Regions from separate parts of the Mus musculus genome. Here region 1 is linked to region 2. Evidence: chromatin loops called from intact Hi-C (ENCODE). Cell type or tissue: heart. All regions are shown on one strand. Each heading gives the region's core, and the rest is flanking DNA. Links, peaks and the distances in the headings are about the cores only.

Evidence for each region. Hi-C counts contacts between places; a loop is a spot of excess contacts. Peaks named below come from ENCODE experiments on the same cell type or tissue, not always from the same donor. Only the 100,000 strongest peaks of a DNase experiment are listed, where the experiment ranks them.
Region 1: a loop joins it to region 2, with 8 times the contacts of the local background. A loop is called at or near these places in 1 of 42 quality-filtered maps.

The regions. Positions count from the first base shown.
Region 1 is chr1:180,638,554-180,643,553 of GRCm38, reverse strand. Lin9 (lin-9 homolog (C. elegans)) reads right to left here and starts at 2,404. Exons shown (of 15, transcript NM_001103182.2): 1 at 2,157-2,404. The coding sequence starts at 2,235. In heart, for the core only: a CTCF peak has its summit at 2,561; DNase peaks (open chromatin) are centred at 2,213 and 2,673; H3K4me3 peaks cover 2,730 bases; H3K27ac peaks cover 2,743 bases.
Region 2 is chr1:180,431,212-180,437,483 of GRCm38, reverse strand. It overlaps Stum (mechanosensory transduction mediator), which reads left to right. Exons shown (of 4, transcript NM_001081227.2): 4 at 1-5,111. Among named protein-coding and RNA genes, the nearest start is that of Gm39712, 26 kb to the right of the region's middle. In heart, for the core only: CTCF peaks have their summits at 3,147 (motif pointing left) and 5,490; DNase peaks (open chromatin) are centred at 3,133 and 5,463; H3K4me3 peaks cover 762 bases; H3K27ac peaks cover 1,170 bases; H3K27me3 peaks cover 4,724 bases.

The sequences.
Region 1 (5,000 bases), core at 1-5,000, 210 kb before region 2:
CACACACACCCTTCCCCAAGTCCCAGAGACATTGCATGGTAGTATCAACAATTAGGTTATACATAGTGTAACAGTGTAGCTAATATCTGAACCTCAATGTAAACCCTAAGTTTGTACAAAGAACAAGTAAGAAAATCCTTCTCCTAAAGGTATGCTCACAGACACATCTAGAGGTGTGCTTTGCTGATCTCCTAGGTATTTCTCAATGCAATCAAGCTATCAAAATTAACCATCACCACAGGCATGAGGAAAAGCCTAAGTGGCTCAGCTCTGGTGGGCTGCTGACCAACAACCGTGTGACTGCAGGTGAGACAGCCCTGAGAAGTCACAGAGCGTACCCATTACAGATGATGAAACATTTTACAGTACAGCCCAGGCTGGCCTCCAACTTAAGAGTTAGCCTTTTGTCTTAGCTCACATGTGTTAGGTTAACACACGTCACGGTGCCCAGCTTAAGAAAAAAAATCTCTTCAGATGGCAGGTAACATTCTACTTACTTGAATTATCTATATTTTCAAGCATCGTAAATATCAATCAACCATATTCTCCAAACAAGAACGATAAACTTAGGGATATTCTATAGATAATGCCTTATCAATACAGTAATCACTAGCTATTTAAATATAAGTCAAGATTAAATAGAAATAAAAGAGCAGCACCTGAGCCATCTAGTCACAGGTGACTACCGGTTGCTCACTGCACACTAGAAAAGTGACATCTCCATCCACCATCGAGAACGTTCTTTTGAGACTTAGCACTGGTCTAAATCAAAATTAAAACACAAACATTCTGAATACTGGCAACCTGAACTTCTGACTTAACAATATAAGAAATACACGATATCAAAGAAAACAGAATTAAGAGTTATCTCTCTTTTAAAGGCATATTTGCGTTGCCCACAGATACATCTTACAGAGTTCGAGTTTTTTCTTTGCTTTTGAAACGGGTTTCTCTGACCTGACTTCCTGTTGGGGCACACCAAATGGTTAAAAAACAAAACCACTACTTTATTTGTCATAAAAATGATACAATCGTTCTAAATACAGATTGCTCAGTTTGGAGGTTTGTTTGTTTGTTTGTTTTCCAAGACAGGATTTCTCTGTGTAGCCTTGGCTGTCCTGGAGCTTGGTATGTAGACTGGGTGGGCCTCGAACTCGGAGATCCACCTGCCTCTTCCTACCGAGTGCTGAGATTAAAGATGTGCGCCACCACACCTGCGAACCTTTCGTTGACCAAGGGCTACAAATACACACCACAGAGTACGTGTTGCTTCAAGACCATTTTGTAACTAAAATGCCTTTTAATAATGTGTGCAATATGAAAATTACAAAATTGTTCCCTTGTCCTTAGGTCGCAGAGTAGCTGGCTTTACTGTCTGCGGACAGGTGAACATCCGTCTCAGAGGTTGTGAGTATAGAAGGAGAAGTGAGGCAGTGAACAGGGGTGGGTGTCAGGCAGAATAACATACTTATATGGGCTGCGGTGCTCACATCCGTGTGTAATGCCCACCCCACAGTCTAGAGACACATCCACTCAGGAGGGAGACTGGGAATGGGGCTACCTCGGCACTGTATCCCGGCTGGATCATCTCCGGAAAGGTCCAGGGCCACCTGTAGTCCCAGGGGAAGGGGCCAAGCCTGTGTGACACGGAAGAAAACACTTCCAGGATGGACGCGGGGGGTCGGGGGGAGCGATCACAAGTGCCTGCAGAAGCAGGAGCCGTCAGAGGATCAGATCGGAGGCCCGGGGCACCAAGAGGGGCTGTGTCCCCGGTGCCCAGCCCGAGCCCTCCCGGCCCCCGGCCGGCGAGTTACATAACCGGGCGGGCGAGGAGGACGGCGCCCGCAACTGGGGGGCCGCTCTTCGCCCACCCCGGCCGGCGACAGCAGTCGCTCCGGGAGAGCAGCCGCCGACTCCGTCAGGACAGGCTGGACTCCCGGGCTTTCGGTTTCCGGCGCTGGCGCTCGCACAACCCCAGAAACAGACACACAAGACACCATAACAAAGGCGGCGACGCGGCGGCAGCGCCTGAGGAGGAAGGCCGGGGACTGCGGTGGGCTGGCGGCCATCCCACCTGCCCGGCAACCGGACTCGGCCGGTGCGACCCCGGGACGGGCAACCGGCGGGAAGGAGGGCTGCTCTGAGACGCTACTTACTCTCGTCAGGCAACTGGTCGAGCTCCGCCATCTTGAACGAGCCGCGCCGCTTTTTCAAAGGCTGCCCGCCCCGGTGCATTGTGGGGCGGAGACTGTCTGCGAGGGAGGTTCGAATGAGGAGCTCGCGGCCCGCGGCGCCTGCTCCCGCCAGGCCGTCCGGCTCCGCCCGAGCCCGGCGGGAGGGGGCCTCGGGGCCTCGCCCGCACCCCGGGCCGGGCCCGGAGGAGGACAGGGGACGCCTCGCCGAGAGGCCCGGTAGGGCCGAGCGCGGGGGGCGCGGCGCCAGCACCGATGCGCCCGCCCGCGCCGCCCCCCTCGCCTGCGCTCGCTCCCGGCGCGCGGCCCGCGCTGCGGCTGCGGGAACTGCAGGCCGGTTCCCGAGGGGAGCGGGACGCAGGCCCGGGCCGGTGGCGCGGCGGACGAGACCTGGGTTCCTGGTCGCTTGGCACGGAGGGGGCTCTGCCCAAAGTAACGTGGACTCGGCTCCCCAGATCGCGTTTCTCCGGCGCCCCGGCCCCTGCCCTTCCCCCCCACCGAGTGCCCGGGCCGCGGCGTCCGCTTCGCCTGCAGGTCACGGACGCGGGGTCCGGGCGGCCCGGGCCGGAACCTGAGCTGCGAGCGGCCGGGACGAGACCTTGAGAGGTCACCAAGTTGGTGTAGGCCGAGGGCTAGTGAACTGTCCTGCTTTCTTTCTCTAATGCGCTCCACCCGAGACCGGTAGTGAGCTGGGAGCCTCACAGTGACTAAGGATGCTTGGGGAAGACACAAGTGACACTAGCCAAGTGTAATGAAACTGGATGGGGATTCCTCCCTTGCTGAAAGAAGCCGGGAAAGATTTCACGGTTCCCATCTGTAACACTTTCTAGTATTTAAACCACGGTGGCTTTTCAACTACTATTTTTACAAGCGTGGTTGATCTCCGGGGTGGGTCTATTCTCCAGGGATTTATGAGGAGGGGGTAGTCGGCGAATGGAGAATTTAAAACAAAACAAAAACGAGTGGATGAGTGACTTCCACAAACTAAAAAGTTTAAAGATGGTTCAGTGAGGTGAGAGCAGATCTAGACAGGCCAGCCCAGGCTAAGTTGGGCTTGGTAAAAAGAATAAAGCGAGGTCTTAAGTAGTACGAAGGGCAGGCTTTCATTTCTTTTCTAGAACACATTCAAGAATGTGAGGCACAGGTTGGAGAAAGACAAGATGAGACTCTTGGGCGAGCAATAGAGTGGAAGACTTCAGGCTCAGGAAAAGGGCAGCAGGCTGTGAAAGTTAAGGGTGCAACTTGGGCTGCTACTTGTATCAGTCCCAGGCAAGCTTAATACTTGTGCTTCAACTTCTCCTCAGTAAAATGCAGGCAAAAATTCCACTCTTGCTTAATGAGTGGAAAGAACTTATAATGGCTCCTTGCAGCCAGCTGTTTGCTGCTACAGCCTCCAGTTTATAGACAGTAGGGAGTACCGCTGAATCTGGGGTGGAGGGAGGGGCAGGATGGAAAATCCACCTTTCGAGAGGTGAGGGGAAAGACTAGTGCGAGCAAGAGAAGCACATGGGTGCTGGCCCTTCTGGGCCCAGGGTAAGTGGGGGAGGAGGTGGGCGGGAAGTAAAACGTTGTAACAAAGTAACCTAGCCTTCTGAGAGAATCTAACCCCCCCTGAGCCTTCTGAACACATTCAGACCAGCCTGCCTCGTAACAGGAAACTGGTCCTGCTTGGGACTTGGGTGTCTTCATCAATTTGAAAATGAGATCGGGCATAATTTAACTCTCTGAGAATAAAAGAGCAGCAATCAACATGGAGGAAGCTGAGAGAGAAGAGAGAGGCAAGAATGGTGAAACCTAGTAGACAGGTGTTGTCAGATCAGAGCAAGTCAGATTTTACTCAGAGGCAGTTTTCATACATTTTTCACTACCTTGGTTTCTCTCTAATGTAACAGCATGTGTTAATCCATTTATGCTTCTGAGACAAGGTACCTTGTGACTTGCTTGGTAATTACTAAATGACAGACATTTATTATGGTTCTGGATTCTGGCAATGTCCGGTGGTTGTGATGAGGGCCGCTTTCTCCTTCCATGATGGGTATCTTGCTGTTATGTCTCCCGGGGTGAAGGATGCGTTCTCTTCCCGAGATGGAAGAGCATGAGTGTCCCTTCATACTGAGACCTGCTGCTGGGTAGAAGAGACAGACAGCTGAGCTGCCAGGAGGATGTGAATCCCATTTGGGAGGGTCAGAGCTTCTTAATACTGTTGCATGACAGATTAAACTTCAATATGAGTTTTGAAGGAGACACCGTGATTCTACCCATAGCAACAGAAACCATAGGATAAGTTTCCTTCATTTGTATATTCCAATTTAGGATGACACGATTTTGTAAGTTATCTTGTTTGCTTTAAAACACACTTTGGGCTTGGTGGTATACTCCTTTAATCCCAGTACCCCATGTTGTGTAGCTGTTTCCTGAAATAAAACCTTCCGTTTTGGAGGGAAATTTCTTTCTTTCTTTCTTTCTTTTTTCTCTTTCTTTCTTTCTTTCTTTCTTTCTTTCTTTCTTTCTTTCTTTCTTTCTTTCTTTCAAAAAAGGTTTATTTATTATGTGTAAGTACACTGTAGCTGTTTTCAGACACACCAGAAGAGGTCATCCATTCTCATTACAGGTGGTTGTGAGCCACCATGCGGTTGCTGGGATTTGAACTTGGGACCTTCAGAAGAGCACTGAATGCTTTTAACCACTGAGCCATCTCTCCAGACCCAGGAAATTTCTTAAGATGTTTTCAGGGAAGTGAAACAAGATACACTATGGGAAGGAGAAATACTGCAGGAAATCTCCTTAAGGAAACTAACAATTCAAAAC
Region 2 (6,272 bases), core at 786-5,785:
GGCTTCCCACCCATTGCCAAACACGTGGATATCACTCGAGAATCCTGTGAATAGTCAGATGCACTGGGACTCATGAAATGTAAATAGCCTTGCCCAAGCAAGTCCTGGGGGACGTTGGAGACTGGACTGCATTTGAACCGTGAGACCTGCAGAGTGACATCATCAGGTTGGGGACTTTGACCTGAAGTTCATGTGTGCTGCAAGAAGACGCATCGTGAGGCTGAAGTTGTTGGCGGGGCATGTGCCCCTTTAAGCAGCAAACCTGGGACTGATCAGTACAGAGCCAGATCCTTACTAGGCAGAGCAAACATCAGGAAGTGGGAAGGTACCGATATGAAATTAAGAGAAAGGCCGACTCAAACTGATGGCGTCCGGGTGGCTACTTACATCTCTCTCCATCTTATTCTAACATAGGAAGAACTAACATGTGGGACAGACCCAGGGCTCAGTTCCCGGTCATGCTGGCCTTGAGCCATCAGTGGGTCCCTCATCATCTGCCTGAAACTCTGTCACAGTGTGGCCAGGGCTAAAGAAAGGAGCCGTCCACTTTCTGCCTTGGTGGATGGAGGCTCTTGAAAAGCAGCTCCTGTTTCTCTGGGGTTCCAAGACCCCACCCCACCCCACCCCACCCCACCCCACCCCACCAGCCTTCTTAATTGCAATCTTTAGAAGTCCGACATCATGAAGAGATGGAGTCCCATGATGTACTCATTTCTGGCCCTGACTCTGGGCTGGCTCGCCTGCCCTACCCTGTGTCTATCCATCAGTTTCTTCCAAGGCTGTGTGGGAACGAGTTGTACCTTTGGAACACCTGCCAAGGGGTCTAGTTCTTCCTGTGTTTCTTTCTGTTGCTCTGTTTGTTCTCAGCCCCTGTCTTGGGGTACGGGGCCAGGCTTGGTTCTCTCCACAGCAGATCACTGCTCCCAAGGAGGCTACCTCTGGTAGCAAAGCTGTACCAGAAAGGGGACTGATGGGTCAGTGTGCCCTCCCACGATGTCCGCCCACAGCCCTTCATCCCACAGAGCTAGTGATGACAGGCCTGGCAAGAGCGGCCCCCACAGCGAGGGAGAAGTCTATTTCCCTGGCTTCTGCTGGGGGTGGCTACCGGGGGAGTTGGAAGGAGATGGTAATTTGTATTGCTTGTTTAGTGACATGAACCAGACTCGAGTGGGACTTTCCTGAGTGACAAGTGTCACCATGAGTTCTAGTGTGGGATGGCTTAATACAGGGGCTTGTGAGCTTGGGAAGCTGTTTCCTCCCTAGCACCCCCTCATTCCAGGTGGATGGTGTGGGTAGACTTTAGGAGCCCCCAGAACAGTGAGTCTGAGGGGTGCTACTAGCTCCAAGCATCAGCCCCCTGGGCCAGGCCTGATTAGCATAACCATTCTCAGCCGATAGACAGTGGCTAATTCACTCCTCACAGTCCAAGCAGGCCATTGGTTCTAGGTGACCAGAGTTCATTTACTGAACACCAGCTATCTAGAAAGCAGGGCTTTGGACCCAGAAAGCGCTTAGTGGCACCAGGGCTCCTTAGTGACAAAGCTGCCTGGGTGGCATAGCTCAGGGCTGCTGTCCCAACCTTGGGAAATAACTCAGAAGACCATGCCCTGGCTATGAGTGCCAGGGGCAGACATCACAGGCACACAGAGAAAATCCACAGAGACTGTGGCACTGCCAGGATCTAATGTGGCATTGTTATCAGAGTGGCCATTCCTTCTACCAAACCAGGACCCTGGAGCAAGAGAGAGGACCAGGTAGCCTACTGTCGTAGCTCCATTTCTGTTGCTGTGGTAAAATACCCTGACCAAAAAGCAACATGCACCAGGAAAGAGGAAAGTTGGTTTGTTTGGTTTATAATCTAGCCTATGTACAGTCCATCGTAGGGAGGAGTCATGATGGCAGGAACTAGAAGTGCCTAAGTCACTACATCCACAGTCAACAGCAGAGAAACAAATGCATCCATGCTGTCCATGCTCCCCCACCCCCAACCAGTTTCATGTACTCTTAAAAAGTCCAAGATCCAGCCCACGAAATTCAGGGTGGATCGTCTCACTTCCATTAAACAAATAAGATAATCCTCCACAGGCCAATCTAATCTAAAATAATTCCTCTTTAAGACTTCCCTGGTGATTCTAGGTTTTGTTACGTTAAAACTATTCAACACTGTGTAGTGTATTTTAGGGACCATTGAGGACCCCAGACTGCGGCCAGGAAGCCACTATGAGATGACCCACCCCCCACCCTCAGACTGCCAAATCTTGCCTGGGTCAAGTCTCTGGCTGCCCTGGAGAGAAGCAAAGGAAGTGATGAGGGCACGGTCTACTCCCTGCCTCCGTGGCCCTGACCTGTGTCTAGCCCCAGCGACCCGCCCCCAAAGGGGGCGTGGCCCAGGTGCCGCTCAGCTCAGTTCATCTGCTGTTCTGTGAGCAACCTGTGGGGAGTTTTTGTTAAGCTTTCACAAGGAGACCAGAGGCTTCTCCCTGAGACACATACCTCTCAGAAGTCACAGGGAGGGATGATGAACGTCCTCCGAAGGATGAGAGCAGTATTTCTCCATGGCCCTCCTGAATCCTTGAGCTCACCCGCCCCCCTGGCTTCTGCAGGTCCCGAATGGAAGATGGAAGCAGATGGCAGCTCAAGACAGAGTCGGTGCCCGGAGCTGCCTGGCTCATGGGATCTAGGTCCTACACTCCCTCACAGGACCGAGGCTGCAAATCGTGGGGTGTAGGATGCTGGGGGCTGAGGAGCAGCGGGGAGAACTCAGCTATAGGAGACATAGGAAGCCAATTAGCTACATGGTTAGCACGTCCCCTAGACGGAAAAGGATTAAGATGTGCAAAAGAAAAGCCATCCACACATCGGGTCTAAGGCCAGCATAGAGTGGGCTGAAACCCCAAGACCAGAAAAATCCCCCCAAAGGCCCAAGGGTCCTGAAGCAAGAAAGAGATTGAATGAGTGTTCCTTTGACCTTAAGATTAAAAATGCAAGGCCTTAGTGATGGTAAATGACCTGCATGAAGAAAGCTGGGACTGTCTGTTCTGTGGTTGGAGAGGGCTTGGACTTAGAGAACCAGCTGGCCACTGCATCTCCTACTCCCAGGCAGAAGCGCGTCGGATTGCAGAGCAAGGTTTCCCTCTAGTGGAAGCAGGGAGCCAGGATACCATCTGCCAGCCCTGGGATGAGGTTCACTCCCTGTGCTGTGAGGGAGGCTCTGCAGTTAGCAAGCGTTCTTTCAGTGCTAAAGTGCTCAGGTCCTGAGCTCAGATCAAAGATGCCCTGTAGGTCACATCCCTACAGTATCCAGCCTCCACCAGTGACAGCAAGCTCGGGAAGACCTTTTCTTCACCTACCAGGAGCTCTGTCTCCTGCTAGAGAGTTCTGTGCCCAGGTAGTAGAGGATGTGGAGGTCATCTTGGACAGTGGTATTGTGAAGAGGTCATCTAAGTGGTGAGCAAGGGACTTAGAGTCTTCTTCATCTTTCTTCCTGTTAGTTTCTGAGAGCTGAATGCTCACAGAGGCAGTGTATACTTCCACTCAGAGTATGACCCAGCCTCAATCCCACGATGCACCAGGACACAATGAATCCCAACCAGAGTGGTCCTGTGCATCCCATCAGAGTGACTACAGTCTTGTTACAGCAATGCCCTTCCATTTAACTATCTACAGTATAGAAATCAGGCCAGTCCGTCATTTCCCCCAACCTTGCCAAAGCCAAGAGTCTAGAGAGTCCAAGCCCAGTCAAGCACAGCCCCACTGGGAGAGCCCAGACTCTTCCTGGCAAAAACAAACACTAGTTCGGTATGCCACAACCCCCCAAGGGAGACTAAAGAAATGACTCCACTAAAGTTAAGTCTGGGACCCAGTGAGTCTATGGAGCATTGGTGACTCTTGGTAAGCTATGTCACTGAGAAGCCCCCACCCCAGTGTGGGGACAACTCAAAGCCACAAAACTGCTGTCCTCACCCTGGCCAGTCACCCCTCCTCAACTCCGTCCACTGTGCACACCGGTTGCCCTCTCCTGGGGTCTGTGGGATCAGAATTCCCACTGCATCCCCCTATCCAGAGCTACTGCAGCCCCCCGGCTCCGGATTGGTCTGCTGGTGTGGGGGAGGGGCAGAGACCTCTTCCTGACGCTTTTCTGCGACTCTGGCAGGATTTTTATTTCTGAACGAGTACACTGCCTGCCCCAGCCCAGGAGCCAGCAAGGAGTAGAGGAGGGGGCAAGTTTTAAGCAGAGACAAATGACGTTGGGGCTTGTGAGAATCCCGCGATTTCCTGTGGAGTAGTCGCGGGCTCTTCCCGGGCTGGCTCCCTTGCACCCGGGAGCTCTTTTGTTTTGGAAGATGCTGGCAGCATCACTGTATTAAGAGCAGGCCGCGTTGTGTTGTGGATTACTGTTTTGGTGTTGCCGTTGGCTTTTGTCTGTTAAATTAACTGCTGTACATTTTCTTGTTCTCTGACGACATCGGGGGCTTACTTTTCTCACTCCTTCTCACAGGGACCCCATATGCCCAAGTCCAAGCACAGGTGGGGGGTGGAGGGCGGGTGGGGGGTGGAGGGCGGGCGGGTGGGGGCCCGGGGGTACGGAGGCATTGCCAGCCCATTCTAAAGATTACAAGTGTTCTTGGAGACTGCTCGGACTATCTCAGCCCTTGGAAAGATTCTAGACTTTCCTGGCTTAAACTGAAGCATGGGGCCCAGGTTTGACTTTTGCTTAATTTTCTCAGTGTCCCCAGGCTTGAGTCCCCACCCTTGTTTTGGGGTCCACAGAGCCCCGCAGGGGTAGTGCAGGGCTCCCGCTTCTCCTCCAGCCTTCTGCCAGCTTTGAAGACCTTCCTTCCAGCAATGCTACTGTACACGTGGTGAGGAACGCCACCCGCAACAAAGCTCGTGTACATATCTCCGTGTACATACGGAGTGTACATACATACATACATAATACAGTGTACATACATATAGTGCCCCGTGTTATAAAGATAACAGAGCATGGCATTTCTTTGGCATTCCAATTTTTTTTAACCCTTGGAAATATGGTTTTGGCAATCTTTTATTCTTCTTTTTCCTCTTTTCTATTTAATAAACATCCATGTGACCTTCCTGGTAGCTTCTTGAATTCCTGTGTCTTCCATTTCTGTAATCAGATCTCCAGCTGCCCTGAATGCTTTCGTCTCTCTCTCTCTCTCTCTCTCTCTCTCTCTCTCTCTCCCTACAACCTCACCTGCTGGTCTTTCCATTTGGATGGCCATCTTCCCCTTTCCTTGGGGACCAATCCAACATTTTCTCCGCTCACTGGGTCCCCTGTAGCCAAGGATGTAGACTCTGAACGAAGCACCAGGCCCCGAGGGTGCACAGTGCCCGTTTCCTTCCTGGGAGGTTGGACTGGCTGGCAAAGGAAATGTGTGTGAGATAGATGTTGAAATGATGCTAACCACAAATGAGCACGGGGTATGAGTAGTCAGAACTTAGAGCTGACGGTTGCCACCACGAGGGGATCTTCTGAAATGCAGCGGGGGTGGCAAGGTGCAGTCTACAGCCCAGCCAACATCTTTATTAGCTGATGCGCGGAGACCTGGGGAACCTAACAAATTTACCGATGAAGGGAAAGAAATAGATTACAGATAAACACAGGAGAACGCACAAAACTGTTGTAAAATTTGATAAAATAGACTTCGAACAAAACAACAATCCATCGGGGGAACATTATGATTCTAAATGTATGTGCCCTGAATACAGGTACACACAATCTCATAAAACGCATGCTATTTAGATGGAAAGTCACAGATTAACCTTAGCATGATAGTACTGGGTGACTTCAGTACCACACTCTTACCAATAGGTCATCCCCTCACCACAAAATATACAGAAACATTCAAATTAAATGACATTGTACACCACATGGTCTTAACAGACATCTATAGAGCACTTCATTCAAATGCTGTATAGTACTTACTCGTCTCAGCAGCCCATGGGACATCCTCTCGTACAAGGATACAACATTAAAATAATTTCCATATCCTGGATGAGTACAAGACTGTAAGGCTACAAATCAACAGCCAGAGAAACGCCAGAACACATACCAATTCGTGACGAATCTAGAAAGTTCTGGATAGGCAGAAAAAAAAATCTAACAAGATGGAACCCTTGTGGGTTATGGAAAGATCAGTGCCTGGGGGATAATTAGCCTCTGGGCTTCCCTGTACCCATGGAATATTCTAGAGCAGTGGCTCTCATATGGTGCCTCATGTTAGGGTGACTCTCAACCATAAAATTAA